Linked DNA regions of Homo sapiens: region 1 is linked to region 2. A link is an interaction called in ENCODE POLR2A ChIA-PET data of the cell type or tissue named here. Cell type or tissue: Caco-2. All regions are shown on one strand. Links, peaks and the distances in the headings refer to the core of each region. The heading gives the core; the rest is flanking DNA. Region 1 overlaps WWOX (WW domain containing oxidoreductase). Region 2 overlaps WWOX (WW domain containing oxidoreductase).

Region 1 (4,394 bases), core at 177-4,176, 93 kb before region 2:
CTTCTTCCCTCCTTCCCATCCTTCCTTCCTCCTTTCCTTTCTTGTCTCTCTCTCACCCTTACCTCCCTCCCTCCTTTCCTTTCTTCCTTCCTGCTGGGAACATAAGGCTATATCCAACTATCTCATCATGGAGTCACATTATAAGATTTGCAATAGATAGCTGTATTTAGACTATCCTTTTACAGACCTCACAGCCTAGTGGGGACATACATACACACACAAATAGATAATTATGATAGAATGAGGTAAGAGTAAAATGGAAATCTGCATCAAGGAGTATAAATAAGAGATGACTAGGGAAATTGTTTTGTTGAGAGGGACTCACACACAATACAGAACTTGTAGAACATGGCTCTTATAGAACAAGTAGAAGCCAGCAATATTGGAAAGAGGAGGTGTTGGTGGGTTCCAGGCAGTGGCAAGACCAGGAACAACATTTTTCTGAGTGGAAGGGGCTCATCAGTTGCAAGCTCTTCAACTCAAGAAATATGCACCAGTGCCTCTGCATCTGCAACCCCGGCACTGGGCTTGGCACAGAGATGTCAAGGCAGGTCCAGAGAAGAATCAACTGGACAGGTGGTTAGGAACTCGTGGAAGGAAGTCAGCTCTTGAGGCAGGGAGAATCCTTATGGCTCTATCTGAGCAACCCAGACAAGGAGAAAGGGGAGCTGTCCCACCCAGGGACCAGCAGCAGAGGACAAATGGGCAGAAGGCACAGCAAGGCTGTGTGGAAATCCAAATTGCTAAACACGAAGGGATCCGAAGAGGCCTGTGAATCACCTTTCAGGAAAGCCTTTTTTTTTTTTTTTTTTTTTTTTTTTTTTTTCTGAGACAGAGTCTCACTCTGTCGCCCAGGCTAGAGTGCAGTGATATGACATCGGCTCACTGCAACCTCTGCCTACCAGGGTTCAAGCAATTCTCCTGCCTCAGCCTCCTGAGCAGCTGGGATTAAAGTCACGTGACAACACACCTGGCTAATTTTTGTATTTTTAGTAGAGACAGGGTTTCACCATGTTGGCCAGTCTGGTCTGGAACTCCTGACCTCGTGATCTGCCAGCCTCGGCCTCTCAAAGTGCTGGGATTACAGGCCTGAGGCACCGCACCCAGCCACCTTTTAGGGAAGTCTTGAATGAAAACAAAGGTTTCTTTGTGCTTGGATGAAGTCCTACCAGAATTGACCGGATCAGACTGAAATGGAGATTCCACTTTATGACCTACTAAACAATTCTCCCACCAGCACGGGAGGGGAAAGAACCTCCAATTGCCCAGTTCCCGCTCAGAGGAGAAGACAAGTGATCCATAGAGCTTAGAACCACCGTAAGAAAGAGGGACGACATACAGGAGAGAAGAGAGGATGTGTAACCCAGCGAAATGATGCTAGGTTATCCCAGGGGATACAGAAGAGCAGGGACCATTTCTGTTTCTAAAGATGCCTGGACTCAGTTACAAAATCTGGCAGGAGAGAGTGCAAAGATAATCAACCCTTAATGCCTGCTTATTAAGCACCATCCAGCTCCCAGGGAGATTTACAAATATCCTCCTTGTTAATTCTTGCAACACCAAGAGGTAAATGTATAATCCCTGTTTGGCAGCTGAGTTAACTAGTGGCTCAAAGAGGTGTGGCCACTTGCCTGGAGCCACACAGCTAGAATGGAGGAGGAGGTGGCTTGTGTCCCAGCCTGATTCCAAAATCCAGGAAGAATATGATCTAAGTAGAGAGGCGAAAGAAAGGCTCAGATACCTTGGAGGCTAAAGTGGTTGACAGGTCAGGCCAAGAATGCTCCAAGAGCAAAGGACCAACAAGAAATGGTGACTTTTCCAGAGTCTGTTCAACAAGGGTGGGGAGGGGAGGTGTCTCCATGAGGCTGTGAAATTTCCTCACACTCTGGCAGAATACCTTTGGCCTGGATCACTGGCTTGAAGATTCTGATTTGGAATCCTCACCCTCCTAGCCCATCCTTGAATACCTTACAAAGTATTTTAATGAAGTGCACATTCAGCTCTACAAATAAGATCTGTGTGAATCTATTTGGCTCTTCTACGAAGCCCTCCAAACACTTTAGGGTAAGGGCAGCACATTTAAACTTAATGGAATTTCCTGCCTTATTTAGCAGTGCCAGAATTGCTCCAACATGTAAATAAATTTAGGAAGAGCTTTATTTTTCTTCCTTTTTTTTAAAAAAAAAAGATATAGAACATAATCTTTCAACTAAATCCTAATTTAAATATTCTAAGTCCGACAGATACTTATTTGGACCATAGAAATACTGCATGTGGGTGTAATGTGGATTGCATGCATAGCTATAAAAAATACTTGGCTCTGTTATTTTCTTAAAATTGCTGTGTTGTTACCATTTTTATTGGGTTAATTAAAAGACCATAAAAATCCATTCAAACATGTTTGGAAACAGATTTGCAAATTTCATAAAATGTGTTCAGTTGTTAGGCCAAAGATAAGAAAATGACAGACAGCTCTGTACTCATCACTTTGACGTATTCAATCTTTCATTCTTCTAACCAATACCCCTTACTATGGGCCACGCCTTAGGATAGGAGTTGCCCCTGCCCTCATGGCACCATCAGTCTGGTGAGAGACAGAAACTGAAGGACATCATGTAGATCAGAGGGTGGCAAACTTTTTCTGTAAAAAAACCTGAGGTTAATGAGCTGAGATTGCACCACTGCACTCCAGCCTGGACAATAGAATGACACTGTCTCAAGGGAAAAAAAAAAAAAAAAAAGGTAAAAATCATCCTCATCTCATAAGCCATACAAAAAACAGGTGTTTCACAGAATCTGACTTTGTTACACAGGGAAAGGTACCATCTTATGGTTGACCCAATATCCAGAAAAGATCAATCTGGGATTCCCAGATGCTAAGTCCACTGGGCTTCTCTATCAATCCCGAAGGCACAAAAGGGGAATTCCCTCCCTCAGCTGGCGGCCATCAGACCTCTCAGCTCACTGCAAAGATGGCTTCTTGCCTGGTTTCAAGGAGCGGTCTTTTGGTGACTTTCCCTGCTCCCTGGTGGCCTTGGAAATATGCCCCAAACTTGATAAAGTGCTAATTTTGCTTTTTTTTTATTTATTTTTTACAGCCGTTGTGTAACTTTGATAAAAAGCCAAGCCAATCCTTTCTGAAAATCCCAAGAAACGTTAGCCCACAGATTGAAACCTGGGGATCCAAGTTACAACCAGAAGGCAATTTTCATGGTCAACTTCTAAAACTATCCAAACAGCGGTTTCAGACCGAAATAATAAGAAACCTCTGCAGTTTTCCCAGGTTCCCAGTCCTGCCTGGATTGCTGAATGGCAGCCGCCAGCCAGCTCAGTTATAACGACAGAAACATAACTTAGTTCACGTGAGTGGCCTTCGCGGGCAAACGTTCAAGAACATTAAGGTTTTAATATAATTATAATTATAGAACATGTTCAGCCAATTAACCACAAATATGCTGTTTATCTGAAAGGCCGCCAACACTGTGAAATGCAGTCAAAATAACATTAGGCTGTGGTCCTTAAGCAAAGAATACACATCGAGTCAAAAGAGAGATCAGAATGAAAAGGCCAAAATAAATATTTTATCTGCTATTTTATGAATATTTCTTCAAATGTCAGATAAAAATATGTCATCTCAACTTCCCATATATTTACTTGATGAAATCAGATTAAGTGAGTTCCATGACACTACTGAAAAACATCATAAACCAAAAGAAGAAAGAGAGAGAGAAAGTGCACTGTGTAAACTTGGCAGCCACGGCATCCTAACACCAGCCTAAGTATAATGTAAATAAGAAAAGGCAATTAGAACAAGTCATATTTCTTAAAGGGTTAAGAAACTGCTCATCACTCCTCCTACCTTTCTTAGTTAGTCTTACAGGAATTTAAGCAAAATTAAACTTTGCCTTAGCAACGAAATAATATAAGCCTTCTCATAACTTTCTCCTATGAAAGAATTTTTAAAAAAAGAACCTAGTCATACCATTTGTATACGTACAATTTGTACTGCTGTAAAAGCACATTTTGAAAAGTGCTCCCTAAATAATTAAGCTATTCCTTTTACCATACTTCCCATATTACAGAAGTCATTTTCCCACCAAGAATCAATAAGTCATTCTTCACGTCAGTCATTTTTCTCCATTTAACGGAATGGACTAAAGTCCGACACGGCAAGTTACATTACCTTTGAATTATGTGTGTAATTTAAAATTCAAAGTACTACACTAAGGAGCTTTTTAGACTGACCACTCTACACTCTCTTCATAAATACGGTCCCTTGCAGACCCTTCTGACAGATTTACCGAACAACAGGAGTTTGAAACAGTTGAGCCTGTGAGCCCTACAGGAAAGCTGTTCTCTGTAACAATGCCACAAAAACTACTCTCTATTCAGAG
Region 2 (4,394 bases), core at 207-4,206:
ATTGCAAGTCCAGGATGGAAGAAGCTAGTAAAAGTTTGGGAAAGGAAAGGGGTGGTTACAAGTAGAGTTTAAAGAGGAAAAATCAAAAACAAAAGGAAGGCTGGGTGTGGTGGATCACACCTATAATCCAGGATTACACTTTGGGAGGCCGAGGCGGGTGGACTGCCTGAGTTTAGGAGTTCGTGACCAGCCTGGGCAACATAGCAAAATCCCGTCTCTACTAAAAATACAAAAAATTAGCCAGGCATGGTGGCACGTGCCTGTAGTCCCAGCTACTCAGGGGGCTGAGGCAAGAGAATCACTTGAACCTGGGAGGCAGAGGTTGCAGTGAGTCAAGGTCACACCACTGCACTCCAGACTTGGTGACAAAGTGAGACTGTCTCAAACAATAAATAAATAAATAAATAAATAAATAAATAAATAAATAATCCAAGGAATGCCCAGTGAGGGGACTGGGGGTCTGGGAGAGGGGTAAAGATGAGCTTAAGGGTGACTCAGAAATAATCCCACAAACACAACCTGGTAGGCATGGCTGAGGTAGGACTCTCTTCCAGAAGGGACTAAATTGTTTTAGAAAACTATAAATATCTACTTCTCTCTTGCCTCTTTTTTCAACCTGCTACTCATTTATTTGGTTTTGCCAAACATTTATCATTTCAGGTCTTAGTTATCAACATTTTAGACTTAGAATACAGTCTTAGAATAATCAAGCCCAAATCATTAATACCTTCCGGTCATGCCTCCTCATGCTTTCAATATTCTCATAAGCTTAATAAGTTTTCAATACAACCTTAGCCTTTCCACATTCCCCACATAATAATGTTATATTAATTTGTCTTCTCAAAAAATAAGTGTCTTAACAGACAATCATTTTGGTTCTTAGTTGAAATTCCTTCCCTACTTCAACGATCACAGAAGAAAAGGAATACACTGCCACATTAATGAGTACATTTTAACACCTTAAGACAAAAACATTTTATTTAGGTGTTTCCAAATAGTACAGTCCCTTCTATCCAGGGTGGATTAATACGAGCATAGTAAAAGACCAGAAATGGTCATATTCTCTTCAGCTCTATGTTCCTTATAACTGCTTCCATGAGAGTAAAGAGACTTGCTATGTCTATTTAAAAGGCAGAAGTAAATGTTTACCTTTCAATCAAAAGCTTTTCTTCTGTTTGCCGTCTGCTGTGCACCCATACCCTCTCACAAATAAAAATGAAAGGAATTTTTAATTGCATGAATAGAATTTGGGAGTGATGCCTGTTTTCCCCTCCAGCACAGCCCATCGTGAATGCACACGTGCAAAGTGCTTCCACCCAGGGTCCAGCACATATAACCGAGTGGACGGGCCCAAGACAGAACTTGGTGACACTTTCTATAAACAGACAGGTTCACCTTGGGCAAAGGCACCACACTGTAAAATTAATCCAGCTCTACAGATAACAAAAATTCCCCAGGGCCTAAAACAAGGAAGTCAGATCTGCCAGTATGTGGATTAACTGATTTAAAAAAAAAAAAACTCAAGGGAAAGCACAGTAATAATGATGATATTAAAAATTTTTGTGATACTTTATGGTGTAATGGATGCTCTACTAAGCACCTGGACAAGACCAGTGTGAGCCCTCACAACATTTTACATGCTGGGAAACTGAGGCTCAGAGAAATCAGACATCTAAACCAAACTTTTTTTTATTCCTTTTCTCTCTTTTTTATTCCTTCCTCCTTTCTTTTCCTATTGTTGTAAGAGCGAATGCCCCAACCTTTATAGACATCCACTTAAAGAACTGTCAGCAGGGGGAAAGGAATTAAAACAAACCCAGACAACTAAGCAGTGAGTCACGTGAAAATCAGAAGTCGGGCGAGGAATTTTTAAGCTGCCTACTACGTGCAGAGGAGATCAGGGTCAGCGGCTGAGGCAACAGTCAGCAAACATTGCTCCTTCCAGTTTTACAGCTGACTCAATGTCTGGCCTTAGAAATCTCTTGGCGACACTCAGTAACTTAAAACAGGAGATATAAAGAAATGCATTATTTATTTCCTCCCTTGCCATTCCTACAGCTTTTGAAAGAAAATTAGGTTGCACATTGACTACCAGGTCCTTGGTGATTTCTACTGAAGCGATCACCTTTGTGGCTCCATACATAAATATTTTTCCTACTAGGAAATGGCTCTTCTTGCATACATTAGTGTTTTCCCTCATACCATTGATCACTCCATCCAACAGCCTGCTTAGCCTGTCAATGACTCATTGACAGTGAAATCTACAGACATAAATGCCATCAGCTGCTGGATTCTGACAAGAGAGAAGAGGGATCTTGGAGTCTGGAACTCAGCCTAAGAGAGACATTCACAAATGTGATTTTTTTTATGGGAAGGGGGTAGGATGTCATGTATATGTGACACAGACGTCTGAATAAAAGAAGATCATCTACGCAGGCTCAGAAATAACAGGTGAGTAGCACTAAGGAGATTTAGAACCTGTACCCTTTAAGCTGCTAGTGAGCGAATGGCATGCCACAGTGCTAGCATCTGGTAGAGCATAAAAAAGAGAAGAGCCCATGAGAACACTGGCTTTCCTGGGTAGTACAAAGGTCATGATGCCGGATCCGCAGAGCAGGAAATACAACACAGGGAAAGATTAGTTGACCCTTGGGTTAGAAATTTCTAGATGGCCCTAGTGATGAACATATTTATTGCTTCTCATATTTTACAGTCAATCCATAGATAATACATGGGAGTTTTTTCGTTGTTGTTCTTAGTTTGTTTGTTTGTTTGTTTGTTTGTTTGTTTGAGATGGAGTCTCGCTCTGTCACCCAGGCTGGAGTGCAGTGGTGCGATCTGGGCTCACTGCAACCTCCGCCTCCTGGGTTCAAGTGATTCTCCTGCCTCAGCCTCCCGAGTAGCTTGGATTACAGGCACGTGCCACCATGCCCGGCTAATTTTTTGTATTTTTAGTAGAAACGGGGTTTCACCGTGTTAGCCAGGATGGTCTCAATCTCCTGACCTGGTGATCCATCCACCTCAGCCTCCCAAAGTGGGATGCATGGGAGATTTAATTATGGCTACAGAGTGGAAGGTGAATGTTATGGACCATGATAAGGCAGAAGTATAAGTAGCAGAAGTTACGGGTGAAAGGGGAAAAGAAGAGGTAGAGGGATTGATCAGGGTACAAACAGCCTCTTCTTATGAGAAAGGGAGTAAAGAACTCCCAGAGCAAAGAACTGTCCAGAGCAATTTGAGCAAAAATGGAAACTTACATGTATATATACCATTACATATATGTATGCATGTGTGTGAATGCATATATATATATATAAAATGTTTACATATTGACATATGCGAAATATACAAAATCTGAAGTTACAAACATAATGGGAGGAAGGTGATACAACTAGGGAAGATGGTAAAAATGAGCTAAATCCATGCTCGTAACAGCAAAAGTCATTAGATAGTGCCTGAAATCAACAGCTGAAGAAGTGGCAGTTTAAGCACAATATTAAGACACAGGAAGCAGCCACGAGAGCATCAAAAACAGAAATTTCTCCTAGAAGTTGCCTTTGTTCATCCCTGCAGCCAACATCCAGAGAAACACTGGCATAGAGCCCATTCTCCATCAGTATTTATTGAAGGAACAAACAAGTGGACAGAGTGGAGGGTGTGAAGGGAAGGGTGAGAGGCCATTGCTTGCTATGGTTTGTCTCCTATAACACTGGATTTTTTTCCTACTGACATCAAATATTACCTTGCATGTGTATCGGATGCGGGGGATGGGGGAGGGTGTCGTTTTTAGTTTTGTTGGTTTCATTCTAATTCCTCTGGTAGGAATCCAGTTCCCAGGATCTTCTTTGAATGCTGGGGATGTCCTATGTAAAAATGCAAGATCTAGGAATCAGTCTGGAAGTAGCTGCATGACCAGACAAGCCTGGCAGAGACCCCCAGAGGCACCTGCCCCAGGAGCCAGACTCCTCAGACTGGAGACCTGGAGCGTAGATGCCTGCAGAGACTGGATGGCTTACCAACCGCTACCAGGAGACAGTGGCCACTTTTTAGTTAAACTACAGTTTTAGGGAAGAGGAGTGAAAACTGCCCTTTGCTCCACCATAACTACAAATTTGCTGTAAAAAGGAAAGAAAATGGAAGAAATTTAAAAAAAAAATAAAAGAAAAACTACCAGTACAGGGAAGGAGGAGGAGTATGTGACCTAGTCAGTTTCCAATGAGCAGTTAAAACATATGGGGGCTCTGTTTTCAAATTCTGCTTCTGCCAAGGTATCAGCAGCGTGGCCTCGGGCAAGTCGCTCACCTCCTCTCCTTGTCAGTATGTCTTGATTGCACTGCCATCTCCCTCATTTGTCAAGTGAAGACAATGACATCCTTTTCATGGGGTTATTAAAG

Evidence for each region. Peaks named below come from ENCODE experiments on the same cell type or tissue, not always from the same donor. Only the 100,000 strongest peaks of a DNase experiment are listed, where the experiment ranks them.
Region 1: POLR2A ChIA-PET joins it to region 2 with 6 read pairs; 2 of 35 experiments call an interaction of 5 or more read pairs at or near these places.

Annotation. Positions count from the first base shown.
Region 1 is chr16:78,290,411-78,294,804 of GRCh38, reverse strand. All of the region lies in intron 5 of WWOX (WW domain containing oxidoreductase), which reads right to left. Among named protein-coding and RNA genes, the nearest start is that of WWOX-AS1, 51 kb to the right of the region's middle. In Caco-2, for the core only: no CTCF peak of the experiment used is centred there; DNase peaks (open chromatin) are centred at 1,104 and 1,744.
Region 2 is chr16:78,197,709-78,202,102 of GRCh38, reverse strand. The region is part of intron 5 of WWOX (WW domain containing oxidoreductase); the gene reads right to left. Among named protein-coding and RNA genes, the nearest start is that of WWOX-AS1, 42 kb to the left of the region's middle. RefSeq lists an enhancer at 1,717-2,011. In Caco-2, for the core only: no CTCF peak of the experiment used is centred there; DNase peaks (open chromatin) are centred at 1,310 and 2,582.